2 separate regions of the Mus musculus genome follow, and region 2 is linked to region 1. Evidence: chromatin loops called from intact Hi-C (ENCODE). Cell type or tissue: left cerebral cortex. All regions are shown on one strand. Each heading gives the region's core, and the rest is flanking DNA. Links, peaks and the distances in the headings are about the cores only.

The links. Hi-C counts contacts between places; a loop is a spot of excess contacts. Peaks named below come from ENCODE experiments on the same cell type or tissue, not always from the same donor. Only the 100,000 strongest peaks of a DNase experiment are listed, where the experiment ranks them.
Region 2: a loop joins it to region 1, with 4 times the contacts of the local background. A loop is called at or near these places in 8 of 42 quality-filtered maps.

What each region holds. Positions count from the first base shown.
Region 1 is chr15:66,675,602-66,683,936 of GRCm38, reverse strand. Tg (thyroglobulin) reads right to left here. Exons shown (of 48, transcript NM_009375.2): 6 at 5,799-5,905; 7 at 5,023-5,166; 8 at 4,640-4,825; 9 at 1,024-2,121; 10 at 1-300. Among named protein-coding and RNA genes, the nearest start is that of Tg, 9.0 kb to the right of the region's middle. In left cerebral cortex, for the core only: a CTCF peak has its summit at 7,191 (motif pointing left); DNase peaks (open chromatin) are centred at 5,774, 6,722, 7,179, 7,543 and 4 more places; H3K27ac peaks cover 1,773 bases.
Region 2 is chr15:66,772,606-66,780,940 of GRCm38, reverse strand. Tg (thyroglobulin) reads right to left here. Exons shown (of 48, transcript NM_009375.2): 41 at 7,460-7,662. Sla (src-like adaptor) reads left to right here. Exons shown (of 9, transcript NM_009192.3): 9 at 1-122. Among named protein-coding and RNA genes, the nearest start is that of Sla, 55 kb to the left of the region's middle. In left cerebral cortex, for the core only: no CTCF peak of the experiment used is centred there; DNase peaks (open chromatin) are centred at 2,061, 4,601 and 6,484.

The DNA of each region.
Region 1 (8,335 bases), core at 20-8,019:
AGAGACTTTGAAGAAAGAGGCTGAAGTTTCTGGAAGCTACTTCTCTGTAGCTCACGATCTTCATTAGCAGTGCGGCTGGGGTCAGTTCCTGGCCATCACCGTTCTGAGTCTTCCATCGTTCATACCACTCAAAGACCTGCTCATGGGGCCCATCACACTGCACATGCCTCCACTGGCCACTGGCACTGCACTGAGGGATGTAGACATTGGAGATGGAGGGCACCATGCTGGAGTTCGAGAGCAGAACCCCTACTACCCCAAGGAAAGCTTGTTCAGCCTGTAATTGGCAGACACTGGGACCTGGTGGAGAACAAGGGACAGATATTTAATAAATTGAATAAGACAGAAAGATCAAAGTGACTGCTTGACTGCCAGTCTGAGCAACCTTAAAGGCCTAAATGAATGAATGGCAGGCATCCAATCTGGTGACTACCCCAGTTACCATCACGGCCAGTACTGCAGAAATGTTTATGTGGCACTTTCCGTTACATGTATGTTATATATTTGTGTATGTGTGTGTTTCAGCAGGTGTGTGAATATGTAGAGGGCAGAGGCTGATGTCTTCCTCCGTCACTCTATATCTTACTGTTTTAGACAGGATCTTTCACTAAGCCTGGAGCTTTCCAATTAAGACAGCCTGGCTGGCCAGTAAGCTCCAGCTCTACCTGTTTCTGCCATCCGCCTGAGCACAGCACTGGCGTTTCAGATGCACACGGTTCGATGAGATTTAAGGAGGATGCAACCTCAGGTCCATATGCTTGTGCAGCGGGCACTTTACCAGCTGAGTCATCTTCCCAGCCCAGGTATGTATATGCACTTTCTTAATAACAAGCAAATATCTTTATCTGCTCATTATAATGGCTAATACTGTCCAGGTTTCTGTGGATAATGTTTAGCTAAAGTACCTTTCCTGTTACCTGGTTTGCTCTTTAGTCATAAGCAAACTCAGTTTCTTACAATGTATCAAGTTCTAGTCTAAACAAAAACACAAGTACCTTTAAGTTAAATACCCAGCAGACTTACACTGCTTGGCTTCTCCAACTGTACTTTGAGTCCCAGGAATAACCTGGCCTTCAGTATCCACACAGTAACATTCTGAGTTGAAGCACTGGACAGGCAGAAAATATCCCTCTCTAGTACAAGTAGGAACAAAAAAGCTGGAGCCGGCGGGCTGAGCGCTTGCGAGGCTTTGCATCTGAGCTCTCTGCTTTTCACACTTGGTGGGACATCTTGGGCGTCCACCTCTGACTCTCGAGCCATCAAGTTCTTTGCCTCGGGAATCTACACACCAGCATTCTCCAGCATAGCACTGTATATCCTCATAGCTTCCTCCAGCAGTGCATGATGGGACAAAGAACTTCCCAGGCATCTGTTTACAGGCTTGAGCACTGAACACCATTTCCATCACATCTCCTAAATCTCTCGCTATATCTTCCGGCACAGAAACAGCACGCTGCAAGAAGACAAGGAATTCTGGAAGTTCCAGGAGAGAAACGAGAAATTTTAAGGCATCTTGGTTCTCTTGTAGGTTGACTTTGAAGCCAAAGTTACCCACAACTCGTTTATTCATAGCAACTGTCTTCTCAGACACACGGAGAGTTTCTGGGGTAGAACTGGAGTCCAATCTCACAGGGAGTAGTTTGGCAAGAGTAGTAACTCTGTCTCTATTCAGGAAGCCTGGGAGACCAAACTGCTGGAAAAACTGACTGAAGTTAAATGTGCTTCTTGTACCAAGGGCTCCTGACAAGTTAAACTGGGCAGCATTCGCCAAAAATGTCCCTCCAAACAGGTTCTGCTGGAGTCGCTTGGGGTTGGTGGTGAACTGAAGGGCAAGCCCTGCCAGCTCCCGGGAGGGGAAAACTGCTCTGATGGCTTCTCTTAGTAGACTTCTGGATTCAGAAAGCCGTTGGTAGTGCTCCACAGCTATCGAACGCAGGAGTCCAGAGTCAACAAAGAGTTCCTTGATTCTGGGTGGGCAGGATGTGTCCGATCTGACACCACTCACAGGAGCGAGCCTGTCCTCTGAAGACAAAAGGTCCTGCGGACTGAAGTAGTCTGGGGTTTCAAAGTAGAACCTAGACAAGGCCTGCTGCCTTTCCAAGGCACATGACTGATCTGCAGCTGCATGAAACAGTTAAAACCATAGTTAGCGGAACAAGTAGTTCTCCGGACCCTTCCTCCACCATGTCCACATGCCTCTGGTAAGAAGATTTCAATGTTTCACACCTACATTGTGGACCATTTGCTTTTCTGTTTGTTTGTTTGTTTTGGTTTGTTTTTCTGTGTAGCCTTGGCTGTCCTAGAACTCTGTAGACAAGGCTGACCTGGAACTCAGAGATCCACGTACTTCTGCCTCCCAAATGCTGGGAATAAAAGCGTGGGCCATTACCACCTGGATCATGCCTTTTCTGTATTCACATATGCCTTCCCTTCTCCCTTGTGCTACCCCTTGAGGCTAGTTCTGAGGGTAAGTATTTCTGTCCCCATGACCACTTGGCTACCTCAAACCAGACTGATGCTTTCCTACAGCAAGCCTATGAGATACCAGCCCACTTTTTGAAAAGCTGGCCACACTTGTGTTGGTCTGAATAGTGTCCCCTAAGGACATTTTCTACTGGGGGGTGTCCCTAAATGTGAATTGAAAGCAAGGTCTTGGTAGACATAATCAAATTAAGATGATGTCTAGACTAGGGTGGGCTAGAAATCCAATGTTTGGTGACTCTGTAAGAAGAGCCACAGCAAAGAGGCCACATGAGGGTCAAGACACACAGACTAGCATGATAGATGCAGCCATGAAGCCAAGGAATCCCAGAAACTGCCAACCACAATATCCAAACGGAGTGTGGATGGCCCTGTCCCCTCCTTGACTTCTGAATTCCAGCATGAGAATTCCGGTATGTGAGAGAACAAATTTCTGCTGTTGCAGGCATCCACTGTATAGCGATTGGTTCTGGCAGCCTTAGGAGCCCAGTTTGCTAACAAAGTCCTATTTATGTTGCTAGGCTTCTGCTTCCCAGCTTTCTCTTGCTGGAACTCTCAATGGACTTCAATGCTTCACCATATGCTCTTCCTGCAACTCTCTGGTTCCTCTGGTGTCCAGTTTATAGTCTCTTTCAGAATGAGACATGTACCAGCAATGCTAGCTGTGCTTTACATAAGTGATATTTTTCTCTATGGTGATGTGTAACATGAAAACCACAGCATATTCCAGTATTGTCTTCTTTTCTATATTATAACACTAAAGTGCTGACCCGGCAGGCACTCTTGTTGTAGCACCCCTTGTGTTTCTTTGTTCTTTCTGTGGATTTGCTAGTGAAAAGGTAACCTAACCGACTCAGTCAACTGTGCATGGCCAAGACATTCTGAGTAAGTGTCCTTGGGAGAAAGAATAACTCAGGCATCATCTGGCTCTTTTCACATAGGTGGACGTAAGCAAGCTCCATCCTCTTCCACAAACCCACAAATCTTAGGAGACCTTCTAAACTGCCACCCCACTCTCAGCTTGTAAAAATAATTCTTTCCTTTGGATTCACACAGATGCCAGAAAGGAAGCCAGCCAATTTCCCTCTGTAACCAAGCAACAGGGAAAGAACTGGAACATGTAGAGGTGTGTGTGTGTGTGTGTGTGTGCGTGCGTGTGCACACACACACATATAAAGCTGAACAGACCCTCAGCAAGGCCACTGTGTCCTGTAGTTGATATCACAGGAGCACTGAGGAAATGAGTGTTCAGCTTCACTTCCCTTTCCATGCTGAGAACTGAGCCCCTCTACGTATTTGTTAAGTGCTGCTACTAAATCAGACAGCGAGAAAGAGTGAAAGCCCCAAACCCACCCAAGCATTCATCAGTTCCTGCTTTGACTCGGAAAGGGAAAGCCATGGCTCTTCCTTTTCACCCAAGGTCCTCGGGGTTCAATATTCGCTAGGTTTTGATGTAACTGGGTGGTGGTTTCAGATACTTCCAATGCAAGGCCTTACACTTTTCTTTATCTCACATCCAAAGCTTCCGCCAGCTCCTCCCTCACACTGCCAGGAGGCGTATATCCCACATGCAGTCCAACAGGCTTCTCCAGAATGGGCCTCATATCAGCCTCACCACCCTCCAGCATGAAGCCCAAGCCTGGGTAATGAGAAGGGCTACATTCTGGCTCCATCCTGCCTTTCCCTCGTGTCACAACATGTGCTCTGTACTCCAACATTGTCTCTACCATCCTTGCAGATTCAGAGCCTATAGGAAGAGCCTTTGTTACAGGCACTCTCTGCAACTGTCCCTCACCCATGAAGCCTTCCTCAGTGTTTTCAAATAGACCTAACAAGCTTTCCCTTGGGGCCGTGTCGGCTGCCTGTGCACACTCCATCCAGAGGACATGAAAACTCAGCTCTCTTTTTTTTCCGTTATCTATGAGTCCCCTGGTATTCCTTAGGATTTTTGAGAAAGTAACTATATCTGACACAAGACCAAAAGCTCACTGCAAGTTAATAGCAGCAGACTGCCTTCACTCATACACAGTTTGAAGGACCTCTGGGGGATATTCAGTCAGTAGTTGATTAGTGAGCTCCTGAGAGACTGATGTGAAGAAACAGAGACAGTAACAGGCTCTCAGGAGAGCAGAATGTTTACCCCTGAGAGGAAACTTACCGCAAGATGGAGGCTGCCCTTGCTGCCGAGTGCCAGGGACCTCTCTCCCCTGGGCATCCACACACCAGCACATCCCTTCTGTCTGGCACTGTACTGTTTGGTAGTGACCATCTCTGTGGCATCTCGGGATGTAAGAATGACCAAATCTGGTGGCAGCAAACTGTTCTACTTCACACTTAGTGGGGCCTAGAAGAGACCACACAGCAAAGGAGGCATTCATAGTGATTAAGGTGTGTGTGTTCACAGCCTGCATGAATGTATGCTGCCTCAGAGCTAACTCCCTAAACTTACTTTGATGTAACAGCCATGCAGATGAAAATAACCCCAAAACCTCACTCGATTTCACAGTAGAAGTACATGCCTCTTGCTAGCTAGTTACTTACACCGAAATCTGCCAGAGATGACTAATTGGATGGCCAGGAATCGTCTCTGCAATATCCGGTACATGGTGCTTTGAGTGAAGGTCGAGGCCTGGTCCAAGCCAGCAAAAATGGTGTCATAAATTTCATCCAGTAACAATTCCAGTCCTGAGCAAATGTAGATAGATAGCATTTCAGGGATTGGCTCCTCAGGAAATAAAGCTCTAACCTAGCTGAGCTGACAGATGTCAAAGGTCAGAATCTACATAAGCAGCATTATGCAATGGGTCCAGCCATAGCCATTCTTTAGACATTACAAATTGTCATCACCTACAAAGTTCATGCAACACATATAATAACAATGCAAACAGCAACAACATGTTAAATATGTTTGTGATTTTTGTAGGGTCATATCTTTTGCTAAGCTAGATGCAGCCCCTGGGCCATAGGTTGGATATGCCTGGAATAATACTCTAGTAGTTCCTAAAGTCGCTGCTGTCGTAGCTGTGCTGGTCTGACAGCACAGATGAAAGCTACCTAGAGAATGAGTCTGATGGCATGACCTGTCTTCCACTTGCCACATAGCAAGGTGGGCACCTCTTTCAGCCGGCAACGGCACCATACAAGCAAGCAGAAGCTTCAACAGTGTGCAGCAGATGAAAGCTGGCTAAGCTGTGTCTTCTTTCACACCCATAGCAACCTAGCAAGGATGTAGAACTCCAGTGCAGTTTCTGCCTTAGGCACCAGAGTCAAAGAATAACACTTGATCCCTTCACATTGCCAGAAGTGTGGCTGATTACCTGTCTCAGCCAGCTCCCGCCCCTGGCTGTCAGCACAGTAACAGTACCCAGACACTTCAGGGAACCTGCCCCGGAAGGAACTGAAGGTCACAAATGCATCTGGAAACCTGTCAGAGAGGAAGATGCGTGGTCACTGTTTCATAAAATACAAGTCATCTTCAATTGAAGCCAGTGTAGCAGAGTCCTCAGCTGCATGTTCAGCTCTTTCCAGCTCTGGTTTTACTTAGCCAAAGCAAGGCTAGACCATGCTTAGCTGTCACCTACCAACTAGCCATATTGCTTGTCCGTTATTGCAGGCTGTGGATTTGTGTGGAAATTAGTGCTATCATAAGCAAAAGTAGAAACGAAAACATCTGTCTTGTCCCCACATATAGGGGCTATATAATTTTTAAAAGTTCTCTAGGCAGTGGTGGCACACACCTTAAGTGGAGGCAGAGGCAGAGGCGGAATTCTGTGAGTTTGAGGCCAGCCTGGTCTATAAAGCCAGTCTGCAGATAGCACAAATCATCGCACTGCATATTAAGACCTCACAGGGGATTGGGAAGGACTGACTGCCCCTGGGTCCCCGGATCTCTAAGACCCCTGGAAATAAGTCTGCAAAGCTTTCCCTCCCAAGTACATTTTCAACCATCTACTCGGAAAGGAGTCATCCCTGACTCTACTCTTCTGCTCTTCTAGACATTTCTTCTCCACATTCCAAAGTTCTGTGTGATAGACATGCCTCCAATACAGCTCCACCTCCTAAGTGCTATCCCCTCCTCTATGTGGAGCCACTGTCATCTCCCTCAGAACTTGGAACTCAGGGTGCAACCCCACGACCCACGCTGCCCTTTCCTAGCCCAGGTAACCCTTTCTAAAGTGCAGGCATCTGGTGGTGTTTATGCAATGCCCTACCAACGCGAATCCTCACTCTACATCCAGGCCTTCAAATATTTGAGGCAATGTCAAGGACATACAGAACAAAATTGCGCAGCTGAAGCCCAGCTGCAACCGGCTGTCCCGTACTATATCTGTCAACCTGGGTAATCTGGACCTATTCCATGTGCATTTCACAGCTCCTTCCACTGGTTCAAAGGAGTCACTGGACCTGGGGCAGCCAGATCTACATAGTAACAGAAAATTCCTGATTACCCCTGGGCTTTTGATAATCAACCACCCAATCGTTCCCATGACCTTTCTAGGGCAGAATTTGTTCAAAGATGAGAGAGAGAGAGAGAGAGAGAGAGAGAGAGAGAGAGAGAGAGAGAGAGAGAGAGAGAGAGAGAGAGAGAGAGATTGGGATCCTATTTCAGAATTGAGTGCTTTTGTTTGCATTAGCAATGAATACTTGATTCTCAACATTTATTTAACTAGACTGCCCTCTTGTGGCATTAACTGTGAACTGAGCCTCAATCTCAATTTGCCCCCCTGTAAAGGTCTTTGATGCATCCATCAAATCTCTAAACTGGGGTTGTAAACTTAGGGTGTGGAAGACTCTGTGCCTTATGCTGTGTGAAAAGAGAAATGAATCAAATGAAACAAACAAGCAACAATTTTTTAGACACCTCTAAAGCCTACCATGCTTCCCAGGGTGAGCTCTTTAAAGTCTTCCAAACTACACTTTCTAATTATGTCTGTATTAAAGCTGAAATCTCTAAAACTCCTTGGATACAGTTAGCATTCAGTTGGATGTGAACTGAAGATGCCTGGATTGCACAGAGTAGAGGAGCATTTGGTGATTCGGGCTGCCTGATGGTCCGTGCTCCCAGTTAAGTTAATCTGTAGTCGCCAGGTGGTGGGGGGAATCTAACCTACATGTTCTAAAACTGGGTGAAGCACGAGAATTCCTTGCAGATGATCACGTTGGGATGATACATATTCTCAGTGGTTTCATAAGTGAAGTCTCAGGAGAGCTTAATCTTGGCCTAGTAAATAGAGCACAAACTTCCATTTCCCAGCAGAGAACACTGAAGAGGCTCTGGGAAGATAAATGACCAGGTCACCTTGCAAAGTAGTGGCAGATGAAGACTGCAGGTGGCAGAGGCAAAGGCTATGGGGCAGGATTGTACTGGGAACAGACAAAATTGGCAGGAGTGGGATAGCCAAACTCCCAGGGACCTAGGACACAGGAGGGTTTGGTACAAAGCAGGTAGCTAAAGACTGGCTTCTTGACCACATAAACAAATTCATACACCTCTAGCCTCAGTATTTATAGCCATACTCTGCATTTTGTGTTTAGGTTGAATGTATGAGATCACTGATACTGAGCTCTGTGAAAACCTTTCAGGATATGATCTAATGAAAACGCCAGGCTTCTAAGGTATTATGCAACTCAGATCAAGTTTGTCTGTGGGACCAGCACTTGGGGCATGGTCTGTGACCCTTCTGGCACAACACATGGGAACATTCTTTCTCACTCAGAAACTGGCTGTTCTGGAAGGCAGCCACATGGAGGCTCAGGTTCTCCCAAAGAATCCACAGCAGTGTTCATACAAGCTAGTGCTCTCTCACTCTCTCGCTCTCTCTCTCTCTCCCCCCCCCCCGTCTCTCTCTCCAAA
Region 2 (8,335 bases), core at 295-8,294, 97 kb before region 1:
TAAGTGGGAAGCATTACACTTTGCCAAATCATGTATTTATTCCTGATTAAAGTAAAACTAATACTTATTTAACCTTGGATAAGTGACCTATGGGTTGAGAATCATGAATATGCCTCTCAGGAGTATAAAGTTGTTGGTTTTCAATGAAGAGGTCAACTGGAAGGACACACACAAAGGTCAGCAAGAGATACTGTTCTGACTCAGGGTCCCCATCTCACTTCCTGTGAGTAGAGAGAGAAGGGATCAAGAGGGAGCATGGATTTCTTGAGATCATCATGATAACTATCTTCCTATTATTTCTGGTATTTGAGCTACTCAGTCTCCTGAGAATTTCTTTCCACAAATGTTATCTGGACACCTGTTCATCTTAACCACTGAGGCTTGTGGCTGTGGAGGTCTCCAATGTCACAGATGGAGGAGGATGCCATTAACAAAGATCCACTTTCTGAGGAAGAGAGGGATGTGTAAAATAGGGGCTTTTGTGCAGCTGCGACTCTTTACATGGGTGCCGAGGCAGGAGCAGCAGATAGCTACACAAAGATTTAGGAAGCACAGTCCAGGCCACAGGTCAGCGGGCAGGTCCTGTAGGCCTGAGCAAGTCAGCCTCCAAGAGATCAAAGAGCGGAATGGCTGAACCTGAGGGTCTTCAGCAATAGAAGCATCATCCAGAGGGCGGAGTCTGTAAGCCCTGAAGAGGTGGAGCTAAGCTTGGATGTGGGAGAAAAGCAGCTTGGGAAGGATGAATGTAGAAGAGTGATAACTGTTTACTAGGTTGTGGACGCTAGGTGGAAGTTGAATGTTGGAAATTCCAGCATCAAATTGAGACATAGTTCTAAGGGTGTATAGCTTAAAAATAAAGAAGGTCCCCAAGAAAGGGCACACTTTGTCCAGGCCCAGGCCCACACTCTACTTGGAAGGGAGGCTGTGGAAGGTGTATCCCTGTGTAGAAGAAATTCTGTGGAGGGAGACACAGGTGCATTTATGAGACATTCTCTATCATGGGATTCAGGTGATCTTGATGAACGTGCGGAAATATTTTCATGGAGAGAAATGAATGCAAGGGAAATTTTTGCTACATGTTGAAGCAGAAGGAAATGTAAGATGAGAATCAATTACATGATACTACAGGAAAAGCAGTCTAGGGAGAAGGGAGACAGCTTACATTCTGAAAATGACACTTTTTTTTTTGCACTATTTCAAACAACCATTAAAGGTGCATTGTGGCCACCTTGAAAGAGGTTGAGAAAAAATTCCATGAATCTAAATTCTTAAAGGATTCTTGAGTAAATAGAAACACTGTCCAGAAAATGGAGAGCTTGGAGAGAACAGCACTGTCTCCATTCCAAAATGTATGAGGCACTGCCGATAAGACAGCAAGAGGGGATCTTATTGCCTCAGTACAGAATGATGTCTCAGAAACAAAGACAGAGACACAATGAACTCAGCTGGGTGCTGGAGAGCTAAGAGAAGATGACAGTTCACATCAAGCACAGTAAAGCACAGAACCAGTGTCAGAAAAGTACTTTTAAGTATAGGCATAATGTAGATTTTATAGAGAAATTTAATAGGTAACACGTAATGAAGGAGATGAATATGCAAAGCCTTACCAACCCAATCAAAAAAGATGGAGAAAAAAGATGAGTCCAGTGAGTCTTGAGGGTGAGAAGAGATCTACTAAGGACCTTTAGCACAAGTTGTGGATCAATAGGGTCCTTCCTTCCTCTCCATCCTTCTGATACCTTCACCCTCCACTACTCAAACTCAGCCCTACTGAAGAGGATTAGTTCATGTTGGGGTGGTAGAGAAGCTTCTACAAGAAACCAGTGCCCTGGGTATAATACAGAAACTGTCCTGTTAAGGTTTCTATTACTGTGAAAAGATACCATGACCATGGCAACTCTTAAAAATGGAAACATTTAAATGGGGCTAGATTACAGTTCAGAAATTTGTTGTTTATCATCACAGTGGGAATCATGGCAGCATGCAAGCAGACATGGTATTGGCGAGGAACTGAGAATTCTATATCTAGAACCACAGGCAGAAGGAAGAATGAGCGTTGGCTCACTTCTGAAACCTCAAAACCAACCCTCAGTGACACACTTTCTCCAAAAATGCTGTATCTTCTCCAACAAAGCTACACCTCCTAGTCCTGTCAAACAATGCTACTTCCTGTGAACTTATCGGAGGAGTTTTCATTCAAACTATCACAGGCACTCAGCTTCTCATCTTATGAAATGCTCTGTAATTAGAAGGTATTGGCTCTATCCTCTGAGCTGCTTTGGTGCTGGGTCTCTAAGTCACTCCATCTGAGGCTGCTCCAGCAGTATAGAACGAAGCTAGTTCATGTACCCAGCAGACAAGACATTCAAATTAACGCTAGAGGTAGGAAACTTTCTGAATCAGCTTGTTTCTGAACACAAGTATCAACCAACTGGAAAACACCATAAAAACTAATATGCCATTCACACCAACCAAATTATGGCATGCTAAGGGTCTCAACTCATGATTACAAAGACTTCCATGGAAAAACTATCTAAAACTCTATGAAACAATCCAAGGACACTCAAATATTGTATTCACCATTCTGTTATCAGCTTAATTCATGGACCAAGACTAGACATTATAATGACATAGACCTACCCATAAAATCAATAGATTAAAAATTCTGTGAAGTTATACTCAAATTCCCAGGAGAATTATTAGAAAAACATCAATAAAGTCATTATAAAATCTGTACAGAAATATTTGTGCTCAAGACTGGCCAGAACAATTTAGAAGGAGACGAGCTAGAGGAGAACACTCCCACTATGTTACAGGCATCAATCATAGGCAACAGTTTGTGAGACCATGTCAGAATTCTCTCACCCTCCTGGGTATTGGCTGTGGATTACAAACCAGAGGCAATGCTGAGTGCTAAGAACCTGATAAGATAATTAAAATCCTGAAAGAATGGCTATATTTGGATATGGTAGAATGAGAATCACTCTTGTTAGGCGAATAACAATGTAAAGTCAGGCAGGAGGCTGAAGAGATGGCTCAGTGGTTAGGAACAGTGGGTGCTCTTCCAAAGAACCTGGGGTCCATTTTCAACCCTTATGCCCTGGCTCACAGTCATCTGTAACTCTAATTCTAGGTGTTCCAATACCCTCTCTGACCTCTGCAGGCACCATGCACATAGGCAAAATACCCATATACATAAAACAGTAATTTTTTAAAAAATCAGGCAGAATTCCTCAAAGCCGATAACTATGTTATCTTGTTGCTAGTGGAAACTTCTCCCTACACTGGGGGAATGGGCAAGGCTCGGAGCCTTGGGAAAGAGATTTCCAGGGACCTAACATACACTGTCCACTGAGGATAAATATGCCCAGAGGGGTGTCTGATCTTTTGATTAGTCCATGATGCCATCTACAAAGATTCTGGGCCATTTCCATAGCTATCCTGGGACATATATAGCCTATAGGCTTGAGATTTGGCACCGCAGGGCACTTTCCAGGGTTTGTGATGGCCATGGTCACATGGGAATGGAGCAGGGAAGGATGGGTACAGATTCAGCTGAATTCCAGAGGCTGCAGCTGACCGGGAGAACAACAGACAGTTCTGGGTTAACAGCCTTGACTCTCCCTGGAAAGCTGGCCTAACTCAGCTCTGTCAGATGTGTTGCTATGCCAAGCTAATTTCTTTTTGAACCTGGCCCAGGGCAGATACGCTATCCTGGGACTTTTTCAATTGAAGACGTGGATTCCTTTGGAATTGGAGGTAGTAAGAGGCTCAAATTTCTAGCATGGATAGCAGCTTCGAAGCCTTAGCCACATCAGTTTCTTAATGTATTGGGCAGTAGAATTAAATATACTAATTTTATGCTAAAAAATTCTAGGTGAAGGGTTTTGCCAAAGGATCATTATCTAGGCTTACCTAGTCATAGTTTGACCACTTTTAAAGTACATCTTGTTTGTTTGTTTTTTTGCTTTTGAGACATCTTTTTACTGTGTAGCCTGCTTATCCTGGAACTCACTCTGTATACCAGGCTGGCCTCAAACTCACAGAGATCCACCTGCGTCTGCCTCCCGAGTGCTGGGGTTAAAGGCGTGTACGACCTCATTAAGAGAGAACTCTGTCACCGGAAGAGCAGCTTCATAATGAGGAACAACAGGTGACCTGGACTTAGGTCTTGATCCCTCATGAAGTCTCTTCTCTGCTACGTGTACTTTGTTAAGTTGGTGAAATTCTCTAAGCCTCACATTTCTCATCTCAAGCTAGAAAGCAAAATAAAGAGCCTGTGCCAGTCAGTGGGAAGCATCTGATATAAGATAATGAAAATTTTGCCAAGTACAGGACACTAAATATAGCTTATTAATTACCAGCACAGCAGCTTCTCTGGATGATTGTGTCAACAGTCCCCAAACCAGGGTTCACAGAGAGCACTAGATCTTAGGCATAAGCCAGCAGCTTCCACCCTTTCCCCAGACATCGGTTGGTAAAGAACACTGCAAGAGCCATGAATGTATTGAAGCATTTCTATTTGCTCAGTTCCAAATAAGCTCACCCGATCCCAAGGACTTCTGGGAGTGGTTGTAAAAGCTGCTTCCAAATGTGTAAAGCAGACGGAGGGGTTATTTTTAAATGCACTGCCATTTGTTTCTGACATTCCTCAAACACTTAAAACTCCACAAAGAAAAGTCTGCCTTCTGGACCCAGTGAAGGTATTTAAGCATCTCTAGGTCCTAAAAGGGGTCTGGTTGCTAACAGGGGCTGAGAGGAATACCTCCAGGATCAGCCTAGAGCACAAAAGACTGAGTTTAACACTAAGAACTGGAAGATCCTCATGCTCCAAGCTCTCATCACTTGGATCTACTTCAAAATGGAACCAAGCTGCAAGAAGCATAAGAAAGCATATGCCAGGAAGAATGTGGCACACTGGGATCCCTGGGTCCCTGAGAACACCAGATTACCTGTTTATTCACTTGCACACTGGCTGCCTGTGTCCACTGCATAGCACTTGCTTACTGCTAGGTGTGCTGAGCCAGGCACCTGGGGGAAAAGGTACACTAGCTATTCTTCTTCAGATATAGGATATGTAGCAGAGGCTGACTTGGCCCTGAAAGTAATCAGTTTCTTGTGGAAATCAGGACAGGTGCTGTACAGGAAATATTTGGGTAACACACACCATAGAAAGAGCTTAGTTCTGAGACAAAAGTCTGGAAGGAATTTTTAAATGATGAATGGGCAGGGGAAAAGGATGGGGGTGTTCTTTGTGAATGAAAACATATGCACAGGTATAGAAAAGTCCAAGGAATAGAAAAATCCCCTGCAGCTCAAAGAGGGAAACAGAGAGGCAAGTGGCTCTTCTCTCTGTCAAGGACAGTGACAGTACCATCAAGCATCAGTTTTGGCCAAGCAGTGACATTCTCCTCCCTCATAATCAAAGGTATGGGTCTCAGAAGGGTTAAATGAGGCTAGAGTATATAGTTACCTGGTTTAGAATTACTGGCAAAAGCAGGTCTATGCAGTATTAGGCTCAAGGTTTTGGTTTAAATGCTCCTCGTCTTCTCTTGTTTCTGTGTGTGCATGTGCATGTACATGTGCATATATGTGAGTAACTATATGTGTAGGCACAATTGTGCTCCTGCACATGTGGAAGCCAGAGGAGAACCATGGATGTCAGTCCTTAAGCAGAAATCATTAGCTGTTGTTGTGTATTGTAATTGTTTGACATAGGGTATTACTCTAGCTTGGTTTTGTCTAGTAAGCTAGGCTGGCCAGTGAGACTCAGAAATGGAATTGTCTTCTCCTCCCCAGTGCTGGGAATATAAGCATACACTACCATATCCAACTTATTTACATGATCCATATTTTATGAATTTCTAAACACATGTTCTGAAGTTTATTGGCTGAGTCATTTCCCCAAATACCTCGATGTTTCCTTAGCTTGCATTACTGGAGGCCTCCTCACTATTTCTATGCCTGTAATACTCATGTCACAAACTTTCTTCTTATTCAGTTCTAAGGGAATCTTTCCAAGATGGGATCTCAAGCCACTTTCCTGGCTTCTTTAAAAGCCTCAGATGTACCCCTTGCTCTTAGAAGTACTGTAGCCAAAAGGAAAATAATGGGTATCTATCACAGATGAGCAGATGTATACACACACTGGTCAATCCTTACTATGGGATATTTTTCATATCTAGAGTACATTTATAAAATTAGTATATTCTTGGTGAACCTTAGAGATGGTATGCTACATGAAATACAGAAATAATGAACACCCCGTGTTTTTAGCAACATGAAGTCCTAGATTAGAGAAAATCAGAAGGAAGGAGAAGACAGACTTGCTGTGGCTTTGTGGATAAGAAAGTACAGGGCTCCCATTCAGTGGATTTTGAGTACATGAGAAGATAAAAATAGTTCTGGCACCAGATAGCAATAACGGTCACCCACACTTCAGAACATGTATTTAAAAATTTGTAAAATCTGAATCACGTAAAAAAGTTGAATATGCCAGTATATGCTTATACTCCCAGTACTGGGGAGGAGGAGACAGCTCCATCCCTGAGTCTCACCGGCCAGCCTAGCTTACTTGGCAAGACCAAGTTCTGGAATGTCCTTAGTGCCACTGATCAGACTCTTACAAATGGCTAGGATCATAAGAAGAGACAAGCAAATATCTGGACAAATGCACAAGCAAACCCCCTGGGTAGTTTCTATGCATGCACCAGTCAGGCACTACTGCAAACACTGTCCACACACTGTCACTGTCACCAAAGCTCTGCCGGTGGTCAATGCTTCCACAGCCTTTAGCAATTCACTCAGATATTCCCTGCAGGGCCGTGACCCTTCACACTGTTACCATCCAGTATCCTTGTCAGGGGCCTCTTTTTAAACGTCTTACTATCCTTTAAAAATATCTGCCTTATGCATGTTGTGTGTCCTGCCTTGGAACCCACAGCCTCCTGTGAAGTAACGTGTGTCTGATTTATCATGGAACTCGAGCATCTAACACAGAGCTGCTGACCAGCCAGATTCTCTATACAAGCAGAAGCTAGTCTGTGGCAGAATAGCTCCTGATTTATCCAATTAGATAATTTCTTCCTTCTTGTCACCATCAACATCAGTGAACCATTAGCAAAAGCAGCAGCAGCAACAGCAGCAGCATTCCCACTTAGCTGGCATCTCAGCCCACTAGGCAAACTCGTGAGTAGTGAGTTTTCTTCACTGACAAGAACATTTAACCCCAATAAGAATCCAGGGGATAGAGATACCCAGGCATGTAGAATCTTCCACCCGAGAGGAAAGCAGTCAGGAAGCCTTTTAGCCTCCTGCACCACTCATGCCTGGAGTGATAGTTTGAGCAAGAACAATGATAGCATGAGGAATGACAGAAGACCAACAACAACCACAGCCAGCCAGTCTCCAAAGTCAGGGAGATTGTTGAGTAGTACTGAAAACAAGCTGTGCAACTCACCATAAGCAGTGCCTTCCTGAAGAGCTGGAGCCTTGTAGGCCTGCTGATGAGAAGGTGTATGCTGGCCACATCAGCCCCACTACGGTCTGCTGCCAGTGTCACACGCTGAGGGTCCCCACCAAATGCTCCAATGTGGGACTGCACCCACGTTAGAGCTGCCACTTGGTCCAGCAGCCCCCAGTTGCCAGCTACTTCATCAGAGCCTGCAAAAAGAGGGATGTCATTAGCATGTGTGTCCTAACAGCTTTAGATGTTCCAATCACAGTGCTATGTGAGACACAAGGCTCCTTGTGGGGAATTGGGTTCTTGTCCACTCAGGCCAGTACCATAAGCTACAAACACAGGTTGGGACATTGTGAAGAATGTGGGCTTTGGAATCAAACTTAATTTGACTTGTCTTTCAGCTTTGGACTGACTAGTCAGGAGACTGGAAACATCTCTGCTCTCTGAGCCATGGCAGAGCAGAGGCTATGCATGTTTAGTTCTAGCCCAGACAAGGCCATGATTCCCACTTGATGGCTTAGATTCCACTACGGGTGGATCCATCAAACAGAGGCTAGACCATGCCAGGCAAGGGAGAACAATCTTTCTTATGTCTAATCTTCTGTGGCTTTAGAAGTGTGCCACTGAACCCATGTCTCTTTCCTATATCATAGAATTTAATAACTATTTGTTGAAGATGCAGCACCATATTAAATGAAATTACCCACATACATACACACAAAATAACAAAAAAAATGTATACATCTCCTTAGCTCTTTTCAGACACTACAGTGTTCTTTGGTTGTTTCATGTTGTAATAACAGAGCCTCCCTGTTGGTTTACTGTACTGTTTAGTCTTCCAATATCAGACTGTGAATACCAGGCTTCACTCTG